2 separate regions of the Homo sapiens genome follow, and region 1 is linked to region 2. Evidence: chromatin contacts called from ENCODE Hi-C data. All regions are on one chromosome and are shown on one strand. Each heading gives the region's core, a stretch centred on a gene start or an enhancer-like site at or near the end of the contact. The rest is flanking DNA. Distances are from core to core; before and after follow the strand shown.

Region 1 (4,267 bases), core at 509-3,008, 5.1 Mb after region 2:
GCCAGAAGGAGTAATTCACCGCTAAAATACATTCAGACAAAAGTGAAGAGCTTGCGCAGATTAACCTAGAACGAAAGGCACAGAAGACAAAGAAGAGGATGGAAACAAAAATGCAAGGGAGCCAGCAGAGGCTGGAGTACAGGAAAGTTAAGAATTAAACTCTCCCGCTGCTTGGAAAATGCAGCTTTCTGCAGGTAGAGCCACCTAGTATGTATATGGCCACAAAGGGAATTTTGAAGGGATAAATAGAGATTAAAAAAAAAAAAAAGGCTAGATGGCTTTTTGTGTTGTATTTTCCAAGTCGTTAACTGCAAACGCTAGTTTTAAAGAGAACTGGACACTCAATCAAAATACTCCTGTCTCACTCCAGCACATACAAATGGTGTAGTTGAATGGTATATTGGAAATTATATCTATTGCAATTAAAATTGTGTGAGCAATTTGAAAGAAAAGAAAAAAAGAAACATCCCTTTCATCTTTCAGAGTGTATTTCCTTATGTGTCAAACTGGAATATTTCTATCTGTGGCCAGTTCCCCGGGATGCTGCTAGAAACACGTGAGACAGCGCGTTCATTTGCTCTACAAAAAGCGAATGAAGGCGCAGTTACCAGGCCAGTCAACCCAGGCTGTTTAAGGTCAACTACTGGGGGACTTCCACGTCACCTCGATATATACGTAACGCGTGTGTGCCGTAACCCGTGAACTATGGAATCCCTAACCGCGAATCACGTGGCTGCTGCCCCGCGGACGCCCTAGACGACGTGAGGGAAGGCGGTGCCGGGCGGGGCCTGTGCCAGGCTGGCGGGCCGCCGCAGACAGAGCTACCCGGAGCAACCGTTCAGGGGTGAGGCCGGAAGTCCCATCCGACCTCGCGGGCAGCCAGCGCTAGGCCGATTCGAACTCGACCTTGTTTTGGCGTTGCTAGGAGACGCGGCTCCTGCGCGCCCCCTACAGGCCGGCGCCCGGGCGGCGCGCGGGCAGGGGGCGGGGACTGTCGCGTGGAGCTGCCGGGCGAGCACCGTTAGGGCAGCCTGGCGCGCGGCGCCCGCCAGGCGCCCAGTCCTCTGCCATCGCCCACGCCTCCCTGGTGCCAGGGAACAGGTATCAGCGCGCCTCCCCAGCGGCTGGGAGAGACGCTGAATGAAGAAGAGGGAAGGACGGTTAGTCAGGTGAGCCGCGGCGGGGTGGGCGGCCGGGGCGGCCACGCCCTGCCGAGGGAGAAGAGCCGGTCGTGTGCGGAGGGACAGGGTGAAGGGATCCCACTTCGGGGAGGATGGGCTTATCCCGGCGGGCGCGCCAGGTGGGATCTCTAGCGCCTCAGGGGCCCGCGCGGCAACAGCCGGCACCCTCGGGCCCGCGGACAAAGGGTTAACGCGTTGGCAGTGACTGCGGGCCCCGGATGTGAGAGCCTTGGCTTGACGCCCTGGCTGCGCTGCAGGTGCGCCGGGCCGAACGGAGCCGGCAGCCTGGCGGCGACCTGACCGCCCGAGGCTCCCCTTCACCTGCAGCGGCTGCTCGGCTCCCTCTGGGAACGCCGCCTTTTCTAACTTAAGGGCAACAGGTGGTGCCGGTGGACCGAGAGAGAGCTCAGCTCCGCCGCGCTGGGAGCGGCAGTTACCCTCACCAATTAGGGAGCGGGGGCGGGAGTTGCATGGCTTCCCTGATGCGGGTGACCAATGGGATTTGGGATCATGAGTGGACCGGGAGGAGTGGGCGTGGTCGGAGTCTGAGTCCAAGGTTTCTCGTGCGGCAACTGCCAGAGCTGCTTGGAGAGCTAAGCTGGAAGGGTGCTTATCCCTGCGTAGAAACGCCTGCCAATGCTTTCTCATTTGGACCCAGACTCCAGATCGGGAGGTGAGAACGTTGTTATTTTGCAAGGGGTAGGAGGTAATAGTGATCTTGGGTATGCTGTTAAGCATGTGGAATTAGATTCCGAAGATAGGACTATCTGCTATGAGTTTTCTGCCAGATAGGCACTTTGTGGTTACGGCCACTTAGACCAGATACTGGTGACTGGGTTCTTTCCAGAATGAGGTCTTTGAGGTTTGGGGACCCAGGAGAAAAACGTACATATTACTGCAATTTAAGTAAACCAGATAATTTCAATCACTGTTATTCCATCGTTTGTCTTGGACTGTGTGTGTTTTCATGTACGTTTCATATCTCGTCTGGTTTGTTTAGCGCAGCAAGTTATAGTAAGTTCTTCGTGTTGTTTATTTTAGCAAAGTAGAGCAAACCTGTTTTAATGTATTATTTCGGGAGAATAACTTATTCCTTCTTCCGTCTCCCAGCAGTCTTATAGCTGGATCAGCTACCAAGAGAAGTTGTAAACCAAGAAGAGAAAAGCATTTCAATTTGGGACATTTATTTGCACCTGGAAATGGGGAATGGGCTGTCAGACCAGACTTCTATCCTGTCCAACCTGCCTTCATTTCAGTCTTTCCACATTGTTATTCTGGGTTTGGACTGTGCTGGAAAGACAACTGTCTTATACAGGCTGCAGTTCAATGAATTTGTAAATACCGTACCTACCAAAGGATTTAACACTGAGAAAATTAAGGTAACCTTGGGAAATTCTAAAACAGTCACTTTTCACTTCTGGGATGTAGGTGGTCAGGAGAAATTAAGGCCACTGTGGAAGTCATATACCAGATGCACAGATGGCATTGTATTTGTTGTGGACTCTGTTGATGTCGAAAGGATGGAAGAAGCCAAAACTGAACTTCACAAAATAACTAGGATATCAGAAAATCAGGGAGTCCCTGTACTTATAGTTGCTAACAAACAAGATTTGAGGAACTCATTGTCACTTTCAGAAATTGAGAAATTGTTAGCAATGGGTGAACTGAGCTCATCAACTCCTTGGCATTTGCAGCCTACCTGTGCAATCATAGGAGATGGCCTAAAGGAAGGACTTGAGAAACTACATGATATGATCATTAAAAGAAGAAAAATGTTGCGGCAACAGAAAAAGAAAAGATGAATATCAATACCTATTATATCTGTGTGGAGTAGGTTTTCTCTGGTCTGATTTTGACAAATAGAAGAGTGTCTACAGCGTGGTTTGCCTGTCTGCCCTCCTGGATGCTATTAAAGCTTTGTTTTGTTGAACAATCAGATGCCCAACTCTGTTGCCTTGTGGAAGATGAGTAAATGCAGTGCTTCTTAAAGTGGTCTCTTCTCCCTACCCCACAAATCTTTTGGTACTACCATTTGGGGAAGCCAAGCAAGGATAGTAAATTGACCAGAACACAGTTGTGGGAATTTGGTCTGAAGTTAGTGAAATAAAACTTTAAAGAGTGTCTGCCTAGTGTTTTGTGCTTACATCTTTCGGGGGGAAGCCTTTGCAAGAAAATTGCATACAAGGCTTTGTAACGATCAAGTGCTAATCGATGGAAATGTTAAGGTAGATTAACATATATGCAGTTATATTGATCACATTGGTCCAACCAGTCCTTTTTTGAAGTAAGGGACAAGGAGTAAGTATTTTCTTTTTTAAGTTTCTGCCAAATGATTTTTGACGCTTTCTGGAATCAAGTAATTTAATAGTATAGCTTAATTCTAGACAATGTTTAAGTTGGTCTACCTTTATTAAAAATAAGATATTTGGGGTATATTCAAGTGCATGGATTAGTTTTCCTGACAAAGCATGTTTTGGTGTGTAGTCTTACTTTTTAGAAATAGCTATGCATCGTTCTACACAGGTTTAAAACAACTTTTTTGGGGATTTAGGGCTATTATAGGAATAGTTTGTTGTCAGAAGCACTTTCACTTGAAGAACCTAAAATGATTGACTCATTCATAGTAAATATGGGCATGTAAACTAATAAATATGCACTGGATACATATATGGATTTATGAAGAAGGCGATTTAGTCAAGAGGATGTAATTAAAATATGTGGTCTCTAAAATATTCCAGTTACAAGATATTTGTTTTATTAATATTTGCTGGCTAAAAACAAATGTGGTTTTTATATATTTTTGTAGTGTGTTGAGAAGAGCAAAAGCTTTATAAATATACCTGATGCGCTGTAGAATGAAAATGTAAAAGATAACCTGTATGTGTTCCGAGCTTTAATTTTTTGTTTACAAATTGAACAGTGTTACATGGGCTGTCCAGTCCTGATTATAGAGAGGAAGAAATGGTAACAGTATGGCAGATAAGAATTACAATTATAGAAAATGAGGGGAAAATAACAAACCTGTTTTATGAAAATTCACTGGTGCTGTTTACATTGGAATAAAAAGCTCTATAAGGAGGAAAGGC
Region 2 (4,096 bases), core at 969-3,468:
GTCAAGAGAGGAAGTAGTCAAGAACAACAGAAGTTGCAAGAGTGAAGCTTTGGCCATTGAAACTGGCAGCATGGAGCTCACAGGTGACCTTGACAAGTGGCAGTTTCGTGGCATGGTGGGCATGAAGGACTGAATGGAGTGAATTCAAGGGAGAGAGGGGGAAGTGGAATTACAGAGAGCAAATATGATCCTCTCCTTTGAAGAGAAAATGGGAATAACTTGAGTATGTGTTGAAAGTAAAGAACCAGTAGAAATGGAGAGGCAAAGATACATGGAAGTGAAGTAATTGATGGTGCAAGGTCCCAGAAGAGGAGATATACATGGGGTTCCTCCTCTTACTCTTTGTCACCTAAAAGAAGGTAAGAATGGTAGTGAATCAAGATGTTGGAGGAGGGAAGGAGGAAGCAGTGGGAGGTTGTGCAAATTCTAGCTAATAGTTTTAATTTTCTTTTCTGAAGTAGGAGGCAGTGTCATCTCCTGAGTGCAAGCAGAAAAGTTGTCCTCAACTATGTATAGTAGGAGTGGATAAGGAAGAGATTTGTATTGATCTGAGGTTTTGTGTGGGGGTTTGAGGCCAGGGTCAAAACCACTGAGAAGATTGGCAAGATAGTGTTTGAAGTGATGAATACTGTCATGTCTCCTCTCAGTAATACAGCACTTTCTTCAGCCTACATTCTTCTAATGGCAGGATTGGAAAGGCAATACTTTCCCCAAACTCATCATCTTATCAAAACCATCTGCCACCAAGATCATCAGGACTAAGCTCATTATGCTGTTTACAGCCATCACCACCACAAGCCCAAGACCACCCACTTTTAATCATGAACAGACAAGCAAAGACTGTCAGACATCTGAAGACTGCCTCGAGGTCAGACTCGTGACACCTGAGGCAGCACCATTCACTCAGTTTTGGGAACAAAAAACTTGGAATCCTCTTTCACCGTCATTCACTTGGTCAGTCACCAAGCTCTGTTCATCCCGCCTTCTAAGTATTCCCCAGGGCCCCCACTTCTCTCCATGCCCACTCTCCGTGCCACTGGTAACCTGCGTTTCTATCATCCCTCATTCTGATACTCTATCCCTCCAGCTCTCTGCGCAAAAACTGATCATACTGGCCGGGCACAGTGGCTCATGCCTGTAATCCCAGCACTTTGGGAGACCGAGGTGGGCGCATCACGAGGTCAAGAAATGAGACCACCCTCGCCAACATGGTGAAACCCCATCTCTCCTAAAAATACAAAAAATTACCTGGGCGTGGTGGCGCGCGCCTGTAGTCCCAGCTACTCGAGGTGCTGAGGCAGGAGAATCGCTTGAACCCGGGAGGCGGAGGTTGCAGTGAGGAGAGATCGCGCCATTGCATTCCAGCCTGGCGATATAGCCAGACTCCGTCTCAAAAAAAACAAAACAAAACAAAAAACTGATCATACCACTTGCCTGATTAAAAACTTTCGATGACTCTAACATTGCCTTTAGGTAAATGCCATCCAAACTCACTAAACTGGTTTCCAACCCGTTTCTGAAAGCACCTTAATCTCTCCCCACTTCCTCTGCTCATTCATCCATACCTACTGCCTCCTCACTGCTATGTCCTCTCTCCTGACCCGGCACTTGCTCTTTCCCAGTCCTAGAAGGCTCTTCTCTTCCAGTTCCCACTGCCCTTTTCCCTTTCCTGGCTAATCCCATACTCATCCTTCTTGTCTCAACCTAGTGGTCCTTAAGGAAGCTTTGCTGACCCCCGACACCGAGCGGGCGTCCCTCCTGTGTAGCACTGTGTTAGCCCTACCAAGTCAAGGCTCTCCTTGCCTGTTTCCTGCCGGAACCATGTCTTTTTACTTCACTCCTGTCTCCTCAGCATTCCAGCACAGTGCTGGGTACATAACAGGTGCTCAAGACAAGTTTGTGGAATGACTAATGAGTGAATAAATCATTAACCAAACACCTTGGATCTCCTACTACATCATTTGCAAAAAAAAAAAAATGTTTAATAGAAATTAAAATGGACCCAGTGAGCTAGAGTGTGTGACCCTGCTTAAAAACGACAGAGTGGTTCTGAGAAGCAGTCCCAGCCTAGGAACCCGGGGATCCGGCCTGTGGACCCACGGGCAGGGCCTGCGGGGTGCACCGGCGCTTTCGGGCGGAAGGCGGGGCCTCCCGGCCAGTGACCCCGCCCCGAGGCGCCTCCCGGGCGGGGAAGGGCGGGGCTCGCGCTGGGAAACTCCCCTTCCAAGGCCGAGGCGCCGCTGCGCGTCCTCCAGGCGTGGTGGTGGGGTCGTGGGTCCCAGCCCAGTGGTCCAGGTCACGGGCCGCACGGCCGCGGCCGCCATCTTGCCCGCGTCCGGGCTCCTGCGGCGGGCGGGGCGGTGTCCCGGCCGGAAGCGGCTGTGCGGCGGCCGCGCTGCCACCTCAGGTCAGTGAGCGCGACCCGGTTCGCGTCTCGACTCTCGGGAGCGCCGCGGCCGCAGCGAGGGGCCGGAGATAGCCTAGTTGAAAGGCCCGGGCGTCTCGGCGGGGAGCGCGTTCCGCGCTGTAGGGTAATCGCGCCGGGCGGCCGGCCGCCTGGCCGGGCCTCAGCGGGAGCCACCGGGGGCTGCGGGCGGCCGTGGGACCTGCGGAGACCTCCTCGGGGCGCAGGGAACACGCTACAGCCTTCGCCGCGGCGGGCTTGTGGGGAGCGGCGTCCCAGCCTTTCCCGGGAGGCTCAGCCAGGTGCCTGGAGCGGGAGAGTCGGACTCAGATTCCTGCTTTACCTAGAATAGCAACGTGCCCTGTTCCCGTTGTACCCTCTTAAATACTATACTTCTTAAACGGCCTGTCTCCCGGTGAGCTCTGTTCTCTTCTCATATGAGTAATGAAAATTAAGAGGATGAATGAAACCTCACACATGTTGTGGACTTTGCTGAATAGGTTAGCAAATGACTGCAGGCCTTTTGTATATTTTAAGGGAAATTTGGATATGTGCAGTGCATCTCCTCGAAGATGCTGATGGTGGAAATTTCTTGAAACCGCTCTCGTAATTTGCCACGGTAAGAAAAGTAAAAGACAACATCAAAAAGCATGTGGTTGGATCCTTTGTACACTGAGTAGTATTTTAATGTGTTGGACTTCACTGTCCAGTAGCCACATGGGATTGAGATGTGCTATAAGTGTAAAATACACATCGGATTTCCCAGAGTTGGTGCCAAAAAAACGTAAAAATCCTCAATAATTTTTGCATTGATTACATATTGAAAGGATAATGCTGTTGATATGTTGGCTAAATAAAATGTGTTTTTAAATTTCATTCCACCTAATTTTACTTTTTAAATGTGGCTACTAGAAATTTTTAAATCATATGGCTCACACTGTATTTCTTTTGGACAGTGCTGTTGCAAATATTCTGGTGAATGAACACAGAATCAGCATGGCTTTCCTTTGCTGAGAAATCACTGATGGGAAGTGAGACTTGTTAAACTTGAAAGGTGAGGATATAAATACAAGCTGTAATTATTGCAGACCGCACCCCTTCTACACCTAATTTTTTAATGTCTCCAAAATTTGGAAAAAACATTAACTTTCAGGGCTGATTAAGGGAATGGTAGTAATACTAACATCTGTGTGATGTGAAGAGCTCATTTCAGTTGATTGTCACAGCTTTGTGAGATGGAAATGGGATAGATTTTATCTCGGTTTTATGGTTTTGGAGTATTACAAGATTTGTTAGGATCTGAGCTGGGGAGTGGCTGTAGGATTTCTGACTCTAGATTGTTTTCTTTACACCAGATTCTTGGTGATGTATGTTCATGAGCAAGGAACTGTTTATCCTGTATATTACATGGTGAAAAAAAATACACTTCTTAAAAGGGTGGACATAGATGCACCTCTCTATACAGGGCTACTCTTATGATGTGCAACCTGTGCAGTAGCACAGAGCCCAGCATTTAGAATGGCTAGCACTTAGTTTAATGGCCAGTCTGCTGTCACTGTCTGGACATTGTAAATAATTTTTAAATGAGGGGCCCTGCATTGTTATTTTGCACCACGTCCTGCATATCGTGTAGCTGATCCTTTTCTTTGCAGTAATCTAGGACGGAAGTTGAGAGACCTTGGATAACCACCC

Evidence for each region. A loop is a pair of places that touch in the nucleus more often than their neighbours do. Pooled maps may share reads with other maps.
Region 1: a map of B cell shows a loop between it and region 2 (34-fold over the local background). The contact joins the promoter of ARL4A here to the promoter of MIOS in region 2. A Hi-C loop is called at or near these places in 2 of 168 maps with a recorded cell type or tissue (B cell and CD8-positive, alpha-beta T cell) and 7 of 50 pooled maps.

What each region holds. Positions count from the first base shown.
Region 1 is chr7:12,685,875-12,690,141 of GRCh38, forward strand. It overlaps ARL4A (ARF like GTPase 4A), which reads left to right and starts at 1,759. Exons shown (of 2, transcript NM_005738.5): 1 at 1,759-1,854; 2 at 2,292-4,267. The coding sequence starts at 2,381. The coding sequence ends at 2,983. It also overlaps the pseudogene LOC100505995. RefSeq lists silencers at 794-1,073, 1,274-1,323 and an enhancer at 1,268-1,804.
Region 2 is chr7:7,564,666-7,568,761 of GRCh38, forward strand. MIOS (meiosis regulator for oocyte development) reads left to right here and starts at 2,219. Exons shown (of 13, transcript NM_019005.4): 1 at 2,219-2,407; 2 at 2,942-3,023; 3 at 3,361-3,458. MIOS-DT (MIOS divergent transcript) reads right to left here and starts at 1,400. Exons shown (of 5, transcript NR_110084.1): 1 at 1,249-1,400. RefSeq lists a silencer at 2,040-2,689 and an enhancer at 2,940-3,009.